Linked DNA regions of Mus musculus: region 2 is linked to region 1. The links are chromatin contacts, found by Hi-C or POLR2A ChIA-PET in ENCODE. All regions are on one chromosome and are shown on one strand. The core of a region is the stretch at or near the end of the contact, and the rest is flanking DNA. Distances in the headings are between cores, read along the strand shown.

Region 1 (3,345 bases), core at 145-2,644:
TAGTTGTAAACTGTCTTGTGACTGCCGGGAATCAAATCTGTATCTGGAAAAATCACCAGTGCTCTTATCTTCCCCCCCCCCCCCTGAGACATTGCTCCAGCCCCACACCCTCATGGCCCATTCTTGGGAAATGACAAGATGCCCCTTGGCGTGCCTGTGCCTACAGTCTGAAGTCCAGGGATCCAGCTCTGCAGATTCTTAATGAGCCTGGAGGCTTTTTGCACTGGCTGTTCTCATCGCCTGCTTGTCCCTGCCGAGGCTCTCACATGGCCCTGGCCTTAGGTCCCTTCCAGTAACCATGTCAGTTCTGGGATGTCTGCTTTTTCTTTGGTCAGGAGTAAGAGTCAAAAGATGACCTTCCGTGGACGGATGGAAACTGCAGTATCAGAAGAAAAAGGGGACCATGCATCCGAGCACAAGGGGCACTGGGAGCCTGCTCAGCCAGCTGATAGACAGGATAGACCAGGACTGGGCTCAGGCTGCAGAGAAGTAGAGTGCTTGGCTCTCTGGGCTCACGTGCCATGAGAATTCTTGCACCTTAAGCACACACCCAAACCCAGCTTATGTGACCTCATCCCATGACTAACTTTTCCTGTCGTCAGGCAGGCCAAACCCCACAACTGCACTTTAGTCCCTAAGGCCAGCCTCCTTGCTGTCTGCCTGTCTATCTCAGTCCTGCTCTGCCTCTTCTGTTGGTCCTATCTTCCTGGCCCCACACATGGGGACAGTTAGGACAGTGTTCTGTCCTAAAACACCCACATTCTCGCACTGGTCATCCAGAGTCCACCTTTGACCCAGGCCCTTCTAGCTTTTGATTTGTACCTCTGAGATCTCCCAGGCTCTGAGAAGTAAGCCTTGCTCTGAGCTTCCCATGGCTGTTCCCACTGGAATGCCTCCCTCTCTGGGGGATTTTTGTTAAGGAAGTGTCCCTAAAGTAGCCTTCACTGCCTTCCCTGTAAAGGTTGCCCCTTTCCCCTTTCTCCTGGTACGTTTGTGGCATCAAGGTTGGGAAGTCAGGACCTGTGTCTGCCTTCTTAGAGTACCTGCCTCACTGCTCTGACACAGCACTTCATGCCTGCAAGCATCACAGGGTTTTGATTAGCTGCGTCCTTGGGACAAAGGGGAAAGGACAAACCTTCTTATGTCCTCAAGGTCTAAGGTGACTCATCCAGGCAGGATGCTGCAACTGAGCTGCCTGTAGGCACTTGATGGCCTTTCCAACTCACTCTCAAGTCAGAAGCCACCTCCTCCAGGGCTTCCTATGACCAGATAACAATCTCTCCATTCTCCACCTTACCTCAGAGGCGGCCAGAGCCAGCTTCTGCGCCTGTGAGACAGCTGCTCTAGGTCAGGCCTGAGTTGGCAAAAGGATGCCTGGAACCCACTGGGGGCAGATGGCTCTCGGTGACACTTTCAATCTGCCATCTGGATCTTGGGCACCTTGCTGTATGGATGTTTGCTGGACATATTCCCTACCCTAGGCCTGGCCAGGAAGATGAGGAGGAGACACAGAAAGCCACGGTATGTACCCCGCAGGCCCTCTCTGCTTCTCATTTGCCACAATGGCCTGAAGCAGGATGACAAATGAGGGAAATTAGGAGCATAAGAAGGGAGAGGAACCCCTCACCCCCCACTACAGAGTGGATTGAAGCCTCTTGCTAGTTGAAATCAAGAATTCTTGGCCAGAGATGGGCAATAGTGGCTCATGCCTTTAATCCCAGCACTCAGAGGCAGAGGCAGGTCAGTTTCAAGAGTTTGAGGCCAGCCTGGTCCACAGATCAAGTTCCAGGACAGCCAGGGCTACAAAGAAACCCTGTCTTGAAAAACCAAAAAAAAAAAAAAAAAAAAAAAAAAAAAGAATGGATGGATGGATGAATGAATTCTAACAAACAAGAACATTTGCCATGAAAACAATATTCTCTATTTAGGGCTATTTTCAGATAAGAATATTAAAACAGGGGCCGGGGCTACAGCTTGGTTGAGAGAGAGGACCAAGGCCTGGAGACTGTGTTCCTAGTTCAGATGGGCCTTGGTATATGCATGTATGCACTCATAAGCACTTATGTGTGCACAATTCGGCAAGTTGCATTAACAATGAACAGTGCTTAAGGTCCGGCCCGAGGGTTATGACCTTGGGTTAGCAAGTCTACTTCCTTCTTTGATAGTTTCTAGGACTCTCAGAAACAAGACCGCAAACCCCTGTATACAGTAGAAATACCAACTTCTCTCCCAAGCCCTTGGCCTAGGTTTTTACCTTATCTGCTGTAATCCCTCCATGCAGGGACCGCTCTGATCACATTTACTGAGAAAAGTGGTTCCTTAGCAACCTCCTGAGATGTAACTAAAGAAGCCACTAAAATTGTGCTTAAGTGAGACTCTCTTGAGAAGCCCACACCCACGCTTGGATGTGTCTTATGTATTCCCTGAGGTCCTCTCTGTTAACCACAATGTCTAAAACTTTGTCAAACTTTCCTTTCTGATAGATTCCAGCTCTGCTTCATTCTGTCCTAAAGCTCCCTTCTGTTCAGAACTCCCACTTCGCTGGGCATGGTGCCACACACCCTTAATCCCAACAATCCAGAGACCGAGGCAGGCAGATCTCTGAATTTGAGGCCAGCCTGATCTACAGAAAGAGAATTCCAGGACAGCCAAGACTACGCCAACATGGAAAACCACAACCCAGAAAGAATCCCTGGGTCACCCGCGTGAGCTGCTGCAGGCAGCAGTGTGTCTTCAGCTGCAGCCCTGCCTCTGACCCGCTAGGTCATGACTTCTCAACCTCTGCTCTCTCCTGGCCAATCTGGTCCTGAAGCTGAGCCCAGGCCTCTCTGCCTGCACCTTTCCCAGCCTAGTTCAGCCAGGACTGTCTTTTAGACTTCACCTATTCATCCACTGAGCTCCAGCTGAGCAGAGTTGGGGCTCGGCAGACACAGTCTGGGGATACTTCAGCCATAGGGCCTCTTCCCTCAGCTCACATCCTCAGGGAAGGGGCTGGGTGGGAGTGGCATGCTCAGGGAATGGCAGATGGAGAGGAACAAAGGTGGGCAGGAGGGTGGGAGACCTGCACTACCACAGGAGAGGTTGTGAGGGCCATTGTCCCTAAGATTGACATTGCCTCTCTACTTTATGGATATAACCATCTAACAACGCATTAGTGATGTGTAGCCCCAGACACCAGAGAGGAAAAGCCCACCCCTGAGCACTTCAGAACCACTACAAGGCAGCTGGGCATGGAGGCACATACTTTCAACCCCAGCACTTGGGAGACAGACGTAGGTGGATCTCTTGAGTTCCAGGCCAGCCTGGTCTACAGAGCAAGTTCCAGGCCAGCCTGGTCTACAGAGC
Region 2 (3,265 bases), core at 764-3,263, 34 kb after region 1:
CATCTGTACGGTTCACCTAGCACACCCACATCTGTACGGTTCACCTAGCACACCCACATCTGTACGGTTCACCTAGCACACCCACATCTGTACGGTTCACCTAGCACACCCACATCTGTACGGTTCACCTAGCACACCCACATCTGTACGGTTCACCTAGCACACCCACATCTGTACGGTTCACCTAGCACACCCACATCTGTACGGTTCACCTAGCACACCCACATCTGTACGGTTCACCTAGCACACCCACATCTGTACGGTTCACCTAGCACACCCACATCTGTACGGTTCACCTAGCACACCCACATCTGTACGGTTCACCTAGCACACCCACATCTGTACAGTTCACCTAGCACATCTTTTTTTTTTTTTTAACCATAGTTTAACAGCTTTGGTGTTTTCAGTAGAGGTAGAAGTTGCATGGTTTTTTAAGGTTACACTTTTTGCAGTTTTAACCAAACTTGTCAGCTTCAGTATGCGTGCACGGTACCCACAGTGCCTCAGGGACTTACATCAATGCCCTTTAAGTATCTTTCCTTGGAAAAACGGGGTCTGTCAGAACTCTTTTTTTTTTTTTTAAAGACTTCTTTTTTTAAAAAATATTTATTTATTATATGTAAGTACACTGTAGCTGTCCTCAGACACTCCAGAAGAGGGAGTCAGATCTCGTTACGGATGGTTGTGAGCCACCATGTGGTTGCTGGGATTTGAACTCCGGACGAGCAGTCGGGTGCTCTTACCCACTGAGCCATCTCACCAGCCCTCTGTCAGAACTCTTGATCAGTAGAGATCAAAGGCCACAGGAGAGCCATGCAGGGACCAGCAAGGAGCCTGAACTGCAGGGTGAGTCACCCTCCCAAGCAGAACATGCAGAGCATTACAAAACACCATTGTGTACACACACACACACACACACACACACACACACACACATCTGTGTGAGCACTCAAGAAAGCAAGCTCTGGTCTCTTCTGTATGTACGGCTCGTGTGGAAAAGCTTCCCTGCCCGGTGCCAAAGGTAGTCAAAGGTGAGCACACAAAGGGACACTCGGGCTTGCTGCTGGTGGCATCACTCGGGAGGCAGAGGCAGGTGAGCTATGAGTGTGAAGCCAGCCTGGTCTACAGAGTGAGTTCCAGGACAGCCAGCGCTGCCCTGAGAAACTCTGTCTTGGAAAACAAAACAAAAAGAACACTCAGAAACAGTGATGTAAGTATTTCCCTGGTGGCCACACAGGGCTAGACACTCGTCATCCCTCATCAACCCTGACTGCTAACGCCACCGGTCAGCAAAAGCTGTGGGATTGGATGGTGACAGATGAGGGTGCCACACCCGAGGCCTAACTAAGCATGTCCTCATCGGTGGCCCAGGGTGCTGCCGGAGGAAGGACAGCCACGCCTGCAGCTGTTCAGGAGACTGACGTGGGCTGAAGTGTGGTCGGGCTTCCAAATTGAAGCACCAGCTCATAGGAAAAGTAAGGGCTGTGTATATGTGGGGCAGGCACGAGAACCTGAGCGCCTGCCTGCCCAGTCCTGAGCTCTTGTGACAGGTGTCTCATGGAGATGGGATAGGTGTGTCTGGGCCAGCTCATCATCCTGACAGATTAGTGGGTTTTGTTTGTGAAAGGATCTCACTATGTGGTTCTGGCTGTTCAGAAACTCACTGTGTAGCCCAGGCTAGCCTCAAACTCACAGAGGTTCTGTCTACCTTCACTTCCCAAGTGCTCAGATTAGAAGTGTAGGCCACCATATGGTTGGCCTGATAAATCTGAATTTTTTTTTTTTTTTGAGATTTTAGTTTTTTTGTTCTGCCTGGTACTGCAATTAAGATGCAACTCGAGATTTGCATTAAAATGCAGCAGTGACAGGGCTGGCTGTGGCCAGAGCGGCAAGGTCTCCGAGAACGTGGGCGGCATTGGAGGCTGGATGCGCTTCGAAGGGAGCAGTCTGCGGCTGCGGCTGCGGCTGCGCTGTGTTGCTTTGACCCAGTTAGGCGCTCAGCCACGTGAGCTCACGGACACAGCGCACGGCTGCCCCCTGCAGGCTGTGTGTGCGCAGGCTCTGTGAGGCTGCCTCCGCTCGGAAACAGGGAGGCTTTGCTGGCTTCCTTTGCTGGTTTCTCTGCTTGACTGTCCAGATCATCTGCCTCACAAGAGCAGTGGGGCTCTTCTTGCCTGAGTCACACGGGGTGGCCTCTTGCTCCCCCAGAGCCTTCCTGTTTACTTAGGGTTCTGCTTGACAGCAGGTTGTGAGTTATAAAGTTCTCAGGAAGGTAGATGGAGTTTGTGGACCTACACTGTGGCTGACTTGTGCTGTCACCTCCTTAGGGCTCTGGCTCCTCTCTTACCTTCTGTGCTGAGATCCAAGGGTCAGTGAATCCAGCCCTAGCAGAAGTGCTCAGGGCCTGGAACGGCTGGTGGCTTTGGGGCAGCAGGGGCTTGCACCCAGGATCTGAGATGTGCCTTTCCTCTATGCAGTAAGCCCTCCACACTTCACCTCACCGTTAGGCTCAGTGGGTGGGCCCAGTGGGTGGGCTTCCACTTACGACGTGTAGGCAGCAGCCTGTGTATTTTCTCTGTCCAGATTCTGCCAGGGTGTGTATGAGAGCATCAGAGACCCAGGAGAAGGAGAACGTTGTGACAGTCAGCTTCCTTCTGTGGGATACTTTGTCTCATACAAATTAGACCCAAGCAGAGCCCCACCCCAATCCCAGGTCCCTGGAAAGCCTGGTAGGCTGTTCCATGGCGCTACTCATCACTGCCTGTCTAGGATGCTGCTGGATCCTCAGAGCATCCTAGGAATCTGCTAATACAGGCCAGGGGAAGATTAGAGCTCTCTATACTTAGGGAAACTCTCTCTCTCTCTATGTGTGTGTGTGTGTGTGTGTGTGTGTGTGTGTGTGTATTCTGCTGGGGTGGAAGTAGGGAGTCAGGTGACTGTGGCACCTCCAGGAAAGCTGCTGATCAGGCCTGACACTGCAGTTGACTGGGGTCCTCTCTTTCTCTGTAGAGACTGGTACAAGCGTAATTTTGCCATCACTTTCTTCATGGGGAAGGTGGTCCTGGAGAGGATGTGGAGCAAGCTAAGGCAAAAGAAGACAAGCAGTTAGGAGGAGCCCACCAGAACTTGACCCACAGCACCGGAACCTGACCCACAGCTCCAGGTTCTGTTTATGAGGCCCTGGACACTAAGCGAGCACAGTCCCTTGGGCCGTGCTTGCCTGGCTCAGGCTCCTCAGTACGCTGTATGCTGAGGCTGTATTTTG

The links. A loop is a pair of places that touch in the nucleus more often than their neighbours do. ChIA-PET counts read pairs that join two places held with the same protein, here RNA polymerase II (POLR2A).
Region 2: a map of gastrocnemius shows a loop between it and region 1 (2.1-fold over the local background). The contact joins two enhancer-like sites. A Hi-C loop is called at or near these places in 6 of 37 maps with a recorded cell type or tissue (gastrocnemius and heart). POLR2A ChIA-PET finds 5 or more read pairs at or near these places in 5 of 5 experiments (Patski and embryonic stem cell).

What each region holds. Positions count from the first base shown.
Region 1 is chr12:111,697,337-111,700,681 of GRCm38, forward strand. Gm51961 (a long non-coding RNA gene) reads left to right here. Exons shown (of 2, transcript XR_003950154.1): 1 at 1-1,521; 2 at 2,484-3,345. Among named protein-coding and RNA genes, the nearest start is that of Gm36635, 4.1 kb to the right of the region's middle. Within about 2 kb of position 1,395, at least 1 of the 3 ENCODE cell types and tissues checked has a DNase peak (open chromatin) inside an H3K27ac peak, as active enhancers do; it is gastrocnemius, where a contact is called at or near this core.
Region 2 is chr12:111,730,658-111,733,922 of GRCm38, forward strand. It overlaps Coa8 (cytochrome c oxidase assembly factor 8), which reads left to right. Exons shown (of 5, transcript NM_026511.2): 5 at 3,010-3,265. The coding sequence ends at 3,109. Among named protein-coding and RNA genes, the nearest start is that of Coa8, 19 kb to the left of the region's middle. Within about 2 kb of position 2,014, at least 3 of the 3 ENCODE cell types and tissues checked have a DNase peak (open chromatin) inside an H3K27ac peak, as active enhancers do; they include gastrocnemius, where a contact is called at or near this core.